2 separate regions of the Homo sapiens genome follow, and region 2 is linked to region 1. A link is an interaction called in ENCODE POLR2A ChIA-PET data of the cell type or tissue named here. Cell type or tissue: CD4-positive, alpha-beta T cell. All regions are shown on one strand. Each heading gives the region's core, and the rest is flanking DNA. Links, peaks and the distances in the headings are about the cores only. Region 1 holds the start of LOC124902554 (a long non-coding RNA gene). Region 2 overlaps CASP7 (caspase 7).

Region 1 (8,172 bases), core at 3,391-5,890:
CCGAGTGAGGATGGCTGGGCCTTGCCACTCTGGCCATCTGCATCTTGACAGCAGTATTTGGAAAGTCTCTGCCTAGCCCACACGTTTCCTTCTAACAATACTACAAAAGTCTGCAATCTGGGACTTTAGAAAGACAGTAAAAAAGATCTGATAAGAATGACTGAAAGCACCGCTATTAAACAAGAATTGCAGTTTACTGCAATTAATTGAAGAATAATTTATATCACGCATGTGCATTTCATGCACCTATGTGACCTGTACTTCTGATGTAGGTGATTATGATATTGATTTCCTGAGCATTGGGAGTTGGTGAAAACCCTCTGATGGGTGTGGCTGAGGATGAGCTTGTTTGCTCTGCTGTGCTCTGGATTTGTCTTCTGCCTGCGTCCGGGTGTGGCCACTCCCGTTCTGCAGGTGCCACGCTGTTCTGAGAGGCCAGGATGATCATTATTCTTCTCCACTTGGTGACCTTGTTCACAGACCATGCAGTCTTCACACCAAAGCTGCTGCAGCGTCCGCCTGCATGTTCCCACTGCCTGCCACCTGTGTGTGCCCTTGGTGCCCTGCCCCTGTCTGCTTGCTCTAGGATGCGATATGCTCTTTAGAGGGTGTGTGTACTGTGCCAATATAATGTGTTAATTCTGCTTTATTTGATGTGGAAAAACATTTCTAATTGGAATATGAGATAAAAATGTATCCCAAGGTAGCAGAAACCTGGACTCAATAATACTCCCCATATACACCTTAAAACAGGGATCCCCAACCCCTGGACTGGTACTGGTCTGTGGCCTGTTAGGAACCAGGCCGCACAGCAGGAGGTGAGTGGCTGGCGAGCAAGCATTACTGCCTGAGCTCCACCTCCTGTCAGATCAGCAGCAGCATCGGATTCTCATAGGAGCCGATCCTATTGTGAACTATGCATGTAAGGGATCTAGGTTGTGTGCTCCTTATGAGAATCTAATGCCTGATGATCTGATGTGGAACAGTTTCATCCCCAAACCACCCCCCTACCCTGGTCTTTGGAAAAATTGTCTTCTATGCAACCGGTCCCTGGTGGCAAATAGTTTGGGGACGGCTGCCTTAAAACACCCTCCTGGCTGCCACAGCTCAAGGGTTGCCTGCTGAGGAACTTCAAACTGTGCTCATGTGGGCACAGAAGCATCGTGCAGGGCTGCACTGTCACCAGCCCCAGCAGCCACAGGGCAGTTTGTCACCAGCTCCCTGAGAATCAACTCCAGTGTGATGGAGGTGACCCCTTGCTCCAGAAGTCTGAAGTTAACAAAGATAAACTTAGTCAGTTAGAAGGGATTAAGCAGGAGACAGTGGAATAGCTACAACAGCCGAACAACCCACTCAAATCTTGCCCACTTTTGCAGATCCAAAGAATTCCTGCAGCTTTGAAGTCCAGAGTGAGAAATGAGAAGGACCCAGGAGACCAGATAATGCTGTAAAGTCTTCAGAAGAAAAATCTAGAAGAGTAGATTATAAAGATGGAGTTAATAAACTTTTAATCGTTTACTCTATTACCATTTAGCTTTTTTTGAAACCAGGTAAACATTTTATTATAAATATATATATAGTTATATATAATATTATATTATATAGTTATATATAATATTATATTATATATTTATATATAATATTATATTATATATTTATATATAATATTATATTATATATTTATATATAATATTATATTATATTATATTAATATTATATATATTTGTAATTATATATTTATAATTTATATATATTTATATATATATAGTTTTGAGATGGAGTCTTGCTTTGTTGCCCAGGATGGAGTGCAGTGGCGTGATCTCAACTCACTGTAACCTCCACCTCCAGGTTCAAGCAATTCTCCTTTCTCAGCCTCCTGAGTAGCTGGGACTACAGGCGCACACCACCACGCCTGGCTAATTTTTGTATTTTTAGTAGAGAGGAGGTTTCACCATATTGGTCAGACTGGTCTCAAACTCCTGACCTAAGGAGATCCACCTGCCTTGGCCTCTGAAAGTGCTGGGATTACAGGCATGAGCCACCAGGCCCGGCTTTACTTTATTATGTTTTTAAACTAGTTTAAACAGAAAAAAACTAAACAAACAACCTAGGATTGCTGGCCAGGAACAAAAGGAGTGCTAGGCTCAGAGACACGGGATGAAGTCTCTGTGTCTCACAGATGCCTGTGTGGACCAAGGTCTGATGTGAATGGCACACTAACCAGGAAATCAGAACGGGACTGGTGAGGACAGAGAGGAGGTGGGGTGGGAGAAAGCGCCCTGGCTTGGAGCCTTGAGAAGCCACGTAAGCCTTGCACTGTGGTTTTGATTTTAATGCAGATAGCCTGTCTCCTTATAAGACTCTGTGTTGTAGGTTATCACAGTTATTGTTCCCAGTGAATTCCACCTCCACAGCCTTGGTAGTCTCCTCCCATGAGGACTTGAAATTTGGCCATGTGACTTGCTTTGGCCAATGGGATGTCAGCAAGCTTGATATAAGACGCAGCTTGAAGAACGCTTGTGTTTTGGGGCTTGCCCTTTCAGAATGCTACCTCCAGGTGATGAAACATGACCAGCTGACAGCCAACACCAACCTCTAGACATGTGTGTGAGGCCATATTAGACCCCACCCCTCCACCCAGGCTCAGCTGAACTGCCAGATAGATGGCTTCGGCAGCATGAACCATCAGGCACAACCAGCAGAAGAACCACTAGGTAAGCCCAGCCCACACTGCTAACCCATTGCAATCCTGAGCAGATCTGTTGTCGTTCTAAGCCACTACATTTTGGTATGGTTCAAGAATGAAAAATAGTACAGAGTAGCTAAATCTAGATCTCACGCTGTGATTCAGGTTAGGCATTTAATCTCCCTTTGAATCCAGTTTCATCTGTAGATTGGAGATCTTGTCCAGGTAAAAATGGAAGCTGTTGATGAGTTCCTTTTCCCTCTAATTGCATCATGAAGCCAGATACGTGTTTTGCAACATTCACAGGAGAGAAGTTTACTAATTATCCACCAGTATTCTCTCCAGTGAGAAAGTTTGAGGACTTTAGGGAGGAACCTGTGTACCAGCTGAACTACTAAAAGGTTCATGTCACTGTAGCCCCCCAGCTACTGGAGTGAGCTTGGTCCTCAGGAATCATTCCAGCCGAGCAGCCCAACTCCCGAGGCAGTGCCGGTATAAGGCCCATGACAAAGCACATTTCGAGATGCCACCAATGACCTTGCACACGTTTTCTTTTCTTTCCATAGAGAGTAAAGGGGGACCATCAGCCTTAATGTATGGAACTGCATCCGCATTTCTTTGTAATTTCAGGGTATTGTGTTTGGTAACTGAAAAACTAGTTTGCCTTTTGGCCCTGGGTTTGCATTTTACAACCAATTATGTAAATAATCTGTTAATGATTATATTTGTAATGACTGATAAATGTAATTTAAAAATAAAACAAATAGACTCTGTATTCACTAGGGTCCTTTTACTCAGAGTTATTTGTTTAATGAGTCATATCTTTTTTATTTCTTCTCCACTGAGAGGCCAACCTGGCTGCAGTTTAGTTGCCAGGTTTCTCAAAAATAGGTGTCCTATTTGCACCTAAGAAATGCAGTGTATAAACAGATACGTCTTAACTTCTAAGGAAGGTTAACGTTTTCTTCTTGTCTGTCACCTTGCCCACAGCAGAAGGAGCAGCAGTCATTTCAGACATTTATTATGCGGGTGCTGCTTCTACAAATCTTTCAACAGCTACTAGTCCATCAAGGACAAAGCCCCAGGACAGATTTCTCCAGGGTACCATTGAATGGCATCCCAGATGGAGGACCTTTCCTTTGGGAGATACTAGGGCTGCCATCTGGGTACACATCCTTGAATAGCTTGAGGCTTTCTGGACACATCAGACTTTGTCATGATTGGGCATCAAAGGCATGAGCTTATAGGACCTTGATGTAAGATCCTCTCAATAACAGGCATCTCTGTTACATACAATTTTCAACTGTCTATTCAATAATCAGTCAATCAAAAAACAACTGCCATGACATACTACGAATGCTCCAGATGGTAGTAAGCTACCAAAGATACACAAAATAAAGTCTCTGGTCAAGCACATGAATGTTCTGCATATTCAAAAAAAATAAAGTTAAATCACGAAAGATGAAGGGGGAAAACTCAAACAAAATGCAAATAGAAACAAATGAACCCAGCTGTATTTCAAATGAATAATAGGCTGAATAAAGGTGCAGGAGGGAGAGAACTAATCCATGTAATTAATTTTTTTTTTTTTTTTAAGAAATTGGATCTGGCTCTGTTACCAGGGCTGGAGTGTGGTGGTGTGATCATAGCTCACTGCAGCCTTGAACTTCTGGGCTCGGGTGATCCTCCCACCTCAGCCTCCCAAGTAGCTGGGACTACAGGCATAAGCCATTGTACTCAGCTCCCCAGGTAATTTTTGAACAAAGTACTTTAACCATTAGACTCCAGTCTAGGAAAATAAAAGAAGTGCAAACCAATCTTGCACTCTTTTTAGTAGGTTTGTTCTGTGCAGTGATGTGAAGGTGGCAATGGGTGTTGCAGAATTGAGCACACGAGTAAATATGTTAATGTTTTGGAAATAAGTCCTCACCATGGAAGAAGGGATGTGCAAATTTGGAAGGGAGGAAATTAAGGAAGAACCCGGTGAGACTGGCCTGGAATCAGAGACAGCAGTGAAACTCATGCTTTCCCTCCTCACCTCTCTGAACTTTAGCTGCTATTCTTTGATTTCTTGCCTCTGTAGCTCTGCTCATCCTGTTCTAGTCACAGAGAATTTCTTTCCCATAACTTTTGTATATTAAAATCTTACCTCTTCTCCATGAGGCCTTCTATCCTCCCTCTCTCCTGATCACAGCAATCTCATTTCCTCTGAATTTCCATGGTACTGTAACTAAAACTCATTAAAAGCACATTCATGTTTATGTTAGAATAAAATTCTTTATGGAAGTCTTACCTTACCTATAATGAGCACGTTTTAATAAAAACCAGCATCTGATTCTTCCTTGTTTTTTACCAGGTTCCAATGCATTCGATAATGCCTCATTGAATGAAAGAAAGCAGAGATTAGTTGAACAAGAATAAATAAGCATTCTGAAAAAAAAATCTGAAAATATAACCACACACACCTTAAAAAGGGAAGATGTACCCTGATGATAAATTTTGGTTGAATAAGCCTACTGTAAATCCTCAGTGTGAAATGCCCTCCAGAAATGTAGTGAGTGTGCAGGATACATTAGTAGAGACACAGTACTTAGAACAAGGGAGGTGAATGAGCCACTCTCTTCAGCCTTCAGGGGACTATTGTCCTATGTTCAAATTTTTGGTATTTGGCCAACATCTTTTGGCCATAATTTTGGAGTACCGTGTGCAGCATGCAAAACCATGTCATGGGCAGAATGGGAGGACCAGGATTATTTGGACTGGAAGAGAGACTCCTGGGAAAGAGAAGGGGCTAAGAGAATGGAGGACGCACACAAATTGTCTTTAAATGTATGCAGAGGGATTTAAACATGGAAGAGGGATTTGATTTATTCTATATCCATCTGGAGTGCAGAAACAGGGTCAGTTTGGGTGAAGATGGGTGGGAAGGACATTTTTGTCTCAACACAAGGAAGTGCTGTCTGAAAAGGAAAGTTGTCTAACTTGGAATGGGCAGTTTGCGGTCAGATCTTCATTTTCACCTTCTTGGTATCAGCAAGGTGGTACAGGACAACTGTGTAAGAGGCATGGGGTCAAACTGGATGACTTCTAGATACCTTCCACTCTAATGTCCCATAAATCTATGGTGTTAAGAAGAAAAGACCCAAAAACACTTAGTGAACTAACCAGCATGTGAGTGAATGCCGGCAGCGAAGTACAGACAATGGAGTACAAAAAGTGCCAGGAAGAGGTCACTGGAGTTCTTGGGCTGGGCCTCATGGAGGAGTGGGTGGAATAGAAACAAATGAACCCAGCTGTATTTCAGGTCACAGGGCAGTAGGGCGGGGAAACTTTGGGTTGAAGCTCCAGCAGAAACCCAGGGCTAGAGGAAGGGCTGGGGAAGTTCAGTGCATAGCAGAGATGGGGAGCTGGGAGCTCAGGTAGAGAAACGATGTTCTGTAGAAATGCGGGGGTCAAACTGTGCTTTGAAAGCTTATTAGAGGAATTAAGGCAGAAAAAATAATCATGCCCTGAATTTGAAATTCTAGGCCAGGCACAGTGACTCACACCTGTAATCCCCGCACTTTGGGAGGCCGAGGCGGGCGGATCACTTGAGATCAGGAGTTCGAGACCAGCCTAGCCAACATAGTGAAACCCCTTCTCTACAAAAAATACAAAAATTAGCAGGGCGTGTGGTGAGCCCCTGTAGTCCCAGCTACTCAGGAGGCTGAGGCAGGAGAATCACTCAAACCCGGGAAGCAGAGGTTGCAGTGAGCTGAGATCGCGCCACTGCACTCCAGCCTGGGCGACAAAGCGACAAAGCAAGACTCCGTCTCAAAAAAAAAAAAAAAAAAAGAAAAGGAAAGAAAAAGAAAAAAGAAAAAAAAGAGATAAAAAAATTGAAGTTCTAGTTCTTATTTCTGTCAATTACTAGCTCAATGACAGTGAGGAAACCACTTTTTCTGGGTCTTCACTTCCCCACTTTGCAAGTAAGGAGGCTGGAGAGCATGGCTAAGTTTCCTTCTGCTCTACAAGGTGCTGACTCCATTGGCTGCCATTGTAGATTCAGGAGCAAGAGAGGGACAGAGAGGAGTATTTTAGGAAGATTAATTTAATATGCAGGGTAGATGGAAGTCAGAGGAGAGCAGAAGTAGGAAGAACAGCTGAGAGGCAATTCCAGTAACTGTTTCTCAAAATAATGTCATTCAACTTTAATATCGTTTACTCAGAGTTTATGTCAAAGTGTTAAGAAGTACGATGTTTGGTACCTCTATATGACAACTTTCTTTCTAGGTCAAATTAATTCTCTGTTTCCTTGAGTAATGAAGAAAACGCAATGCTGATACTATCACTAAAAGCACTACACCCATGACCTAAGTCTGGTGAATATTTGTTTGTCATATTCTTTCATGAGAACAGTTTACATAATGGCTCACTTAGCAGAGGATTTCTCTGTTACCATGTCCTGCAAAAAAATCAGCACCATCTGCAAAAAGATTTTGAGACATACAGAGGAATTTTCACGTGTCGATTTTTCTCAGCGCATGTGGCTTGATCATGGAGTTAACAATGCTGACCTCTTATTCCTGTCCTCTTTCAGCAGGCACTTTGTTTTGTGACGAACTTTCATCCCAAGTTGTAGAAGAGGTCTTACAATGACAGTTTGCTCTGTTTCTTAAAATAAAATGCTTTCCACAGAAAGCTGAGTGCCAGAGCTGTTCGTGGGAGGCGGTGACACCTCTCTAGGTCACTGGTTTGCGGCTGGCTACAGACTGAGAGGGAAAGAAAGTCATGGCCACCTTGTGGTGACTGGGGCTGGCAGGGGCAGGAGGTAAGATGGAAGGGGAGCAGGGGAATCTTTGATTGCCGTGAACTGGCTGCTTCAGTGAGCTAGAAACGCAAATTAGAGAACCATGAGGCTGTAGGTCAGTGTCTGGAATCCCTTCCGAGAGTGGCCTGGCGGTGATGTGATGTGACAGGTACTGCCCCATGACTAAGCAGGGAGGTGTGAGAACTGCAGCCTAAAACTCTCAGCTCCTAGAGGTGTGATCTGCGCCCATGGATAGATAAGTGCAAGGTGCTCTGAAGGAACTGGAGTGAGGGAGAGCCACCGTGGGTCGCTGGCAACACCCCTTTGACATCCCTCTGCATGGGAATTGGCCACCCCAGGGTCCCACACCTGCCTTTCTTCTTCCTTCCTTTCCTGCCTTTATTTCTACCTCATCCAATGCCTGAACAGAAAACAGATTTTGAGAGGAAGAGCATTTGGGAGAAGCAAGATTACATCTGGATGGTATTTGAGGCCTGGGAGTCGTTCTGATTGTTTCAGTTCCTTACTTGCATAAGACCTCAGACTTAGTGGGTGCAGGACATGTGAATTGTGAGTTCACACATCCTTGATTACTTCAGGCAGAATGTGCCCTCTTTTCTTTTACTGCTGAAGCCTCATCTGTGACCAGTACTGGGCTGTGAGATTTTTTTTTAAGTCTACAATGAAATAAACACAG
Region 2 (8,172 bases), core at 2,935-5,434, 370 kb after region 1:
TCACCGCAACCTCCGCCTCCCAGGTTCAAGTGATTCTCATGCCTCGGCCTCCTGAGTAGCTGTGATTACAGGTGTGCACCACCACGCCCAGCTAATTTTTGTATTTTTAGTAGACAGGTTTTCACCATGTTGCCAAGGCTGGTCTTGAACTCATGACCTCAGGTGATCCACCCGCCTCGCCCTCCCAAAGTATTGGGATTACAGGTGTGAGCTACCACATCTGGCCTAAAGTAGGGTTCTTACCATGTCAACTGAATTTCAGAGCAAGCTTCCTGGATCCTGCAGCTAATTTAAGGCTATTCAAAGATCCTAAGACTAGCATGAAGTCTAGCAGGCTGGAAGTCACAGTTTATGCACTAAAATCCTTTCAGAGATAAAAGTCCTACTTCTTTCTTCTGTGGTATGGATCTCTATGATGATATCCAAGTAAAAAACAAGCTGGGATGTTTTAAAAGCTGTCATTAGCTCATCCTCAGTGATGAACAAAACAAAACCAGCAAGCATCCTTTAAGAGAAAAACAGAATTAGATATGTTATGTAAAAAATAAAAGGACTCTGGTTCTATCAGAATAAAATTTGGAAAATTAACTGGTTACATAAAAAGAACACAATAGGGGAAGAAAGAGAAACACTTTAAGAAAACACTGTCCATGGTTATGAAAAGTACCTTACAACTGAATATGAAATGTGGTCCTCACTCCTGGTAAATATCTCAAAAGGGTGATACCTAGCCTGCCCCTAAATTGAACTCCTATTTTTCAAAATGAACTTAATATCTGCTTCCTCCTTCTGGATTTGAGTCCGCCAATATTAATTTCTCCTTCTAAGCAAAAGAGCTTAGCTAGTCTGCCCCTAAAATGAACTCTTATTTTTCAAAATGAACTTGGTATCTGCTTCCTCTTTCTGGATTTGAGTCAGTCAATATTAATTTTTCCTTCTAACCAAAATAGCTTTTTGTTAAACCCACATCTTCCCAGACCACAGATGTGTGTTTGTGAGTGACTATCAATTCAATCTCTTCTTAGGAGGATGAATTCAATTCATCCTCCTAAGAAGAGCTGGCCTTGGGAAAACTCCATCCATAGCTTAACTTTGAGGAAGCAAACCCCGATGATTAAAACATGTAACTGGAGACAGACAAAGAAAAGGTGCAAATGATTGTCTAGAAGGCATCAGGAGGAAAGCACCAGAAAAAAGGGGAGAGGGACTAAAAGTCCACTGCTTATAGATATATTCTGCAAGAATGAGAGTCCAAGAGATTAGGCTTCCACCTAAGCTGTGATGTTTTAAGGCACCTTCTTTCCCCTGGGGATTAAATCCCTTTCATCCCTATTCTCCCTTTGAGGCTACAGTGAGAGCCACCATATTGGTAGAAAGTGATTTGCCATCCTGTCCCCTTGACCTTGCAGCCACCACTGATTGGTCCAGGGGGCACCTGATCCCTAGGCTGGGTCAATCAGCCCTCTTCCCTGGGAATTTGAGAATTGAAATTGAGAAAAAGAGTCATTCTGTCAAGGTGGTTAAAATGAGAGTTGGTGGCCGCCATGTTTTACCATGTGGCTTGAGGAGCCAAGAGGACAGACTGGCAAAGATTGGGCAGAACAAAGCCAATGGATAAGAGAAATGTGGGAATGGAAGAGGAGAGTGGGTAACGTTCACCCAAGATTCCTGTGAGCCTGAGCGTTCCTTTAAAAAGAGAAATCAAGCTGGGCACAGTGGCTCACGTCTGTATTCCCAGCACTTTGGGAGGCTGAGGCGGGCAGATCACCTGAGGTAGGGAATTCAAGACCAGCCTGGCCAACGTGGCGAAACCCCATCTCTACAAAAATTAGCTGGGCGTGGTGGCTTGTGCCTGTAATCCCAAGCTACTCGGGAGGCTGAGGCAGAAGAATCACTTGAATCCGGGAGGCGGAGGTTTGAGTAAGCCGAGATCATGCCATTGCACTCCAGCCTGGGTGACAGAACAAGACTGTCTCAACAACAACAACAACAAAAATCAGATTCCACCATCACCACTTAAAGCCCTCCCAGGGCTCCCTGTGAAACTCCGTTCCAGGGTTTCTGAAGCCTTCAGGGTGTCCCTGCTGGCCTGTCGGCCCCAGTCCTGGTGCAGCTCTCCCCTGCACGGCTCAGACCTGCTTGCGGAGGATCACAGGGCATGGCAGGACCCAGGGCACCCACGATGGCTCCCACCCGGTGGAGCTGGCCACTATCCCTGGGTCTCTTGTCTCTGCACACAACAACCCTAGTTCATTGGGCATCATGCTGCTTGCTCCCTCAGGCCAGGACCCTGGAACGCTCAAGGTACATCATCTTCTGACCTGTTGTCCACCATTGCCTCCTAACTGGCTTCTCTCCAAAGTGAGCTTTTAAATAAAATGGTAAGGCCAGGTGCGGTAGCTCGTGCCTGTAATCCCAACACTTTCCAAGGCCAGTGTGGGCAGATCACTTGAGTCCAGGAGTTCGACAGGGAGAAACTTGGTCTCCACAAAAAATACAAACAAACAAACAAATAAATAAATAATTTTAGCCAGGCGTGGTGGTGCACGCCTATAGTCCCAGCTGCTTGGGAGGCTGAGGTGGGAGGATCACTTGAGCCTGGGAGGCAGAGGCTGCAGTGAGCCGAGATCGCGCCACTGCATTCCAGCCTCGGCAACGGAGACCCTGTATTTAAAAAAAAAAAAATATATAAATCCAGTCAGATTAGTTCCTTGCCCAGAGCCATCCAGTGGTTTTCCCATATGCTGGGAAGGAACTCCAGGGTCCTGACCACAGCCCACAGGGCCTACATGAGTTACTACCCCTATTATATCCACTTTTTCCTTCCCACTCCTGCCTCAGCCTCAGGAGTAGCTGGGATTACACGTGCACGCCACCATAACCGGGCAATTTTTTTTGTATTTTGTTAGTAGAGATGGGGTTTCATCATGTTGGCTAGGTTGGTCTCGAACTCCTGACCTCAGGTAATCTGCCCACCTCGGCCTCCCGAGGTGCTGGGATTACAGGTGTAAGCCACCACGCCGGCCCCTGCTTTAATTTTTAAATTCATCACCTGACCTCAAATTACAGAGCTATGTTGTCTCCTGCTAGAGTGTAAACTCTATGAGGGCAGGACCTGGACTACTTCACTGCAGTTCCCCCAGCTTCTACAACAGTGCCAGACACATAGCAGGTGCTCAACAGTGTTTTGTGAATGAGTGAAGAGCGTTTCGTGCTGAAGAAACACCACAGTCAGAGGCCCTGGGCCACCTCTGTTTAGGTGATCAGCTAAATGGAGCTGCCGTCCTGCCTGGTGACCAGCAGGACATGTCAGGGGCAGGTGAGGGAGGGGCAGGCACACTGGTACCCGCACTTCCATTTTGCCAATTCTTGTTGCAAGGCTGCTGCAGAGACACTCATTAGGTACAGCCTCATTAGGCTCAAAGCTCACATATAGGAAGAGAACAGATTTCTGAGAGGGAGTTAATTTAGGGCAGCCCGAACGCAGGACAACTCTTGCTTGAGTATTTCTTTCAGGTGGGAGACCTAATACTACCTGGAAACATTTTTGGAGTAATAAGTTTTCTTCCCTCATTTCCCCTGACTCTCCCATTTCCAGTGTTGAACCTTCATAGCACACTTCAATTACAAGAGCTATCTGGCAGACATAAGCTTATTCAATTAGTCACTCGCTCCCATAATAACCAGGTTGGATCATAAAGGGAGGGTTCTTTAATCAAAATCACACAGTACAGTAAACAAGAATGAGGAACCTCTTTATGTTCTGATGTGGGACAATCTCCAATAAGTCGTGTTAAGTGCAGAACAAAACCAAATTGCAGAACAATGGCAGCAGTGTGCTACCTTTTGGAAAAAAAAAAGAAGAAAAGAAAATATGTTTAGATTTGCTCGTATCTGCATAAAGAGACACTTGAAGGATGGTGCAGTAGATAAATCCATGGATTCAGGGGCTGGGCTGTGTGGATTTGACTCCCTATTCTACTGCATAGCTGTGTGACTGTGGGCAAATTACTTAACCTCTCTGTGCTTGTGCTTCCTCATTTGTTAAAAGGACAAAATAACAGCATTTGCTCAGAGCCTGTAAACAAGTTAATCTTCACAAAGCATTTAGAACAGTGTGTGTCCTGTTGTAAGTGGTAAATAAACATCATGATTATTACTGTTATTGATACAGGAGATAGAAATTATTTAGGCAGATAGTAAGGGTATAAGAGTCCTCCACAGAATTTCCCTTTTAACAAAAAGCAGGCCCCAAATAATTTCTTTTTTTTTAACAAAGAGCAGTCTGAAAAATCAAGCTGCAGACATAGATAAGCAAGCTGGAAGCTTGCACGGGTGAACACCGGCAGCTATGCCAGTAGAAAAGGGCTACGTAAGGGCCAGGTATGTTTAACATGGAGGCTCCACTCTTCCCTTTTCTTTGCCACCACATGTACAGTAAGGAAACAGGTAACATGGCGCTGGCCAGGTGGAGAACCAGCTGCATAATAAAAGATGAGTGTGGGGTGGCCAGCTTTTTCATGCCCTACGCAAATGACACACCTAGCCCTAAACAGTTTTTGGTGCCCTATGCAAATGACACACCTGGTTCAACCAATCTTTTGCATCCTATGTAAATCAGCCACTGCCTCCTCAAGCTCATCTATGAAACGCCTTGCATTCCACTGCGGAACCAGCAATCCATTTCTCTTGGACCCCTCTCTCTGCAGTAGAGAGAGCTCTTCTCTTTCTTTTGCTTATTAAACTTCCACTCTGAACCTCAGTATTTGTGTGTCTGTGTCTTAGTTTTCCGTGGCCGTGAGACAATGAATCTTGGGTATTTACTCCCGACACTGACGCCGGTTCATTATTATGTCTATCTTTCAGCGTGGTTATCTGTGTTACAGGGAGCTGGGAGCAGACAGTAGGCAAGAGTGGAAGAACTCTGTGTAACTTTTTATTATATGCAAATAAGTTATTTAAAACACTAAACTAATAATTGCCATTTAACAGTTAAAAGTCTCTTGCTTGCTACAAACGGATTTCAAGATCTGGCTTATTTTGAAGATCACTGGATTCATACTTTTTTGTGCTAATTGAGGGGGCTCCCTAGACACCCCGTTTTTCTATTTTTCACTGTGACTTTATCCCTCTGCCTAGCCTTTTAAACTTCTTACTCCACTGTGTCAGCAATAACAACAATAATAAATACAGTTATAATAAACATCATTTTTTGATCATTTACCACTTTACATATATTATCTCATTTAATCTTCAAGAGTTCTGTGAGGTATTAGTTCCATTTCACAGAGAGGGATGAAATCAGCTTGTCCAAAATTACAAAGCTAGAGAGGAATAGAGCCTGGATTCATTCCAAGGTGTAACCCCAAGTCTCCTATTCCAGAGTTTCTCAACTTTGTTAAAATTCGGAATCCTATGCTTTGCTCTAGACCTACAGAATGAGTCTCAGGTCAGGTGTGGGCGTTCTCCTGGGATGATCTCCAATAAGTAGTGTTAAGCACAGAACAAAAGCAACATGCTGATCAATGGCAGCAGCAGAGGGTCTGAGCATCTCGGACCCTCTGAAGCTTGAGGGTCACGATGACAAGCCTGTCCGCCCACTGCATAGGCCCTCTTGGCTCTGACCTTTCATTGCTGTCTCTGATCTTGTTTCAAGCCCCTCGCCTACTTCCAGAGCCCGTGGAAGTGGAGAAGTTGATGGAAGATGTTGGCCCCACATTCCTGCGTGGTGCCGATTCACACTCCTGTGTGGGGCGGAGAACACCAGCTCGCTCTACGGTATCAAACACCTCTCCAGCTGTGCACAGCCTTTTGGCTCCTTGGCTCTTGGCCAGGAGATGGAACCTGACATACCTCAGGAAGCACGGCCTCTGGAAGGTGCCCCTCTGCAGCAGTGAGGGTATGTTTAGGGCCACGGGGGCAATTTACAACTCTCCTTGGAACCTGCAAGGTCTCCCAGCAATGACAGCTGAGCTGAACATTAAACTGAAATTCCTTTAATGCCACCACCAAAATCCTTCCAGGAAATGCCCCAGCAGGCAGTGTCATCCTTAGAGTCTCCTTCCTTTGTAACAAACTGTGTAGAGTCCCCAGGGCAGCCTAGGTGTGAGCAGTAATTCACTCTCAGCACAGTCAGAGGAGACATGCTTTGTGATCTCAGTCCCAGCAGCGAATAAAAGAGTTACTGTCTGCTTGGAAATCAGCTGCTGGAGTCGAGCAGATCATCAGCTAAACAACTGCTATTGGACAGAAGAAAGGGCCTCAAGGGCTCCCAGGAGATTGTGCTAATTAATTAGCCAATGGCACAAAGAAGGCAACAGTCCATAGCTCAGTCCAGCAGGTTCTCCCAGGGGTGGGAGCTGGGGAGGGAAAAAGAAGGAAAATAAAATGCTTTCAAAGGTCCAGATTAGAAACTTCTTCAGCTGGCAATCATCCCCAAAGACATGATTTTCTAAAAGTGGCTGTTGTTGTTTCTCCAGGTTCCTAGGACCTCACTGCAGAAGATGCTGAAGCATGTGAGAACTGCTGTACCCCGCCAAACGGAGGGGCAGGAGGAAAAGGCCACTGAGATTCTTTCAAGTCCAGATCAACGGGTATGAGTCTTTCTTCCGAAGCTGATGAACGACACAAACGGTGGAGGAACCACTTCAGATATTTTTTAAGTCACCATGAAGAAGTATGAATATTTTTATAGGCTTATGCTTTACAAATTGAATTAACAATCATTATCCCACTGATTCTGCAAAGTACAGATGAGAGGCAAAGAAAGACAAGGCAAATAAAACTGGCCAGGGTAGTTTTTCCTCCAGAGTTTGTCGCTTCCCATTCTATCCATCCTCCTCTTTTTCCTCTCTTTGCTAACTGCTGATGCAACTACCTTTACTTTGGCCCCGTTTATATTCGGAAGACTTTTACTAAGATTACTTTGCGAAGAAACATAGGATTCTTGTTTTGGAACCTGCCATTAAGTGCAAAGTCCAAGATAAACCAGAGCAGTGAATTGAAAGTTCTAAATCCGCTTAAAAGCTTCTGTGTTCCACAATTCACTGCAGATTTAAAAAAAGAAACCTGGCTACTAAATCACTATGCTTAGAGCCAGACAAGCAAGATCACAACACACTACAATATCTTGGTAGAATGACTTATTAAGTGCACTTAAGTGTACACTAAAATGCAAAGGAAAGTTAACACAGCAGGTTGAACCCAGTGCTTCCTAACCATCCCATCTCTTTCTTCATGTTGAGCTTCTTCGCCAGTATGGGCAAGTACCACTATCTTCATTTCCAGATGTGTTCAGATAAGCATAAATCTCTGCTAGGAACACAAATAATGCCAGCATCAACTATCAGGAAGGAACCAGAGTGTCCTAACTTCTTAGGTAGAGAGCCATTTCCTGCAACTTCTAATTTCACAGTGTGAGGTCAACTCAGTCATTTTCACTACAACAGTCAAGAGTCAAAAAATTATAACCAAGCTCTCATGATTATTTAGATAAAAAGACATCCTTGAAGAGCCTACAGCAACTTGTATCAGAAAACGTTATAGGATAAAAATATTCTGCCTACTTTACAAAGAAGTGAAAAACCTTAGAAAGAGTACAATGGATTTTTACAATCCACTCCGGGTGCAAGTGTAATTTTCCCCATCACTGGAGTGGATAAATACAGGTTTTATCCTCTTATGGATCCCCTGGGCTACTCAAAATGTGAATTATGCCTTTCTATATTTGGAAAGGAATATAAGCATGCAAGAAGCCCACTGCGATTAATTTTCTAAAGCATCACCATGAATAGGATTCCCAGTAGCTCTATCTGCCTGCAGACATTCATCAGCATGAAAGTAAACACACCACCAGGCTCACATTTCCCCAGAGCTGTTTCATTCGGAACTAGAGCTCTGGTTTTCGTAGCCACTTTGTCTAAATATTTTTGGGATGATTCATTCATGGTCTCAACATCTCAACAGAGGGCATCCCCACAGTCCTAACATATTAAGGCACAGAGCAAGACAGAGAAGAAAAGAAAGAGTGCAGGTAGTAGTACCTAGTGTCTCCATCTGAAAACAGTCCCCTCTGCATCAGAACTAGGCTGTGCTCTGCGACGACAGGAAGTGAGTTTCCTTCTTCTCTGTAATAATAAAAACTCAACATGCTCGGAGCTCAGCAGGGGATAG

What was found. ChIA-PET counts read pairs that join two places held together with the same protein. Peaks named below come from ENCODE experiments on the same cell type or tissue, not always from the same donor. Only the 100,000 strongest peaks of a DNase experiment are listed, where the experiment ranks them.
Region 2: POLR2A ChIA-PET joins it to region 1 with 11 read pairs; 2 of 35 experiments call an interaction of 5 or more read pairs at or near these places.

What each region holds. Positions count from the first base shown.
Region 1 is chr10:114,077,424-114,085,595 of GRCh38, reverse strand. It overlaps LOC124902554 (a long non-coding RNA gene), which reads left to right and starts at 2,522. Exons shown (of 2, transcript XR_007062383.1): 1 at 2,522-2,714. In CD4-positive, alpha-beta T cell, for the core only: no CTCF peak of the experiment used is centred there; no DNase peak of the experiment used is centred there.
Region 2 is chr10:113,709,317-113,717,488 of GRCh38, reverse strand. The region is part of intron 2 of CASP7 (caspase 7); the gene reads right to left. LOC124902505 (a long non-coding RNA gene) reads left to right here and starts at 5,640. Exons shown (of 2, transcript XR_007062294.1): 1 at 5,640-5,899; 2 at 6,480-6,808. In CD4-positive, alpha-beta T cell, for the core only: no CTCF peak of the experiment used is centred there; no DNase peak of the experiment used is centred there.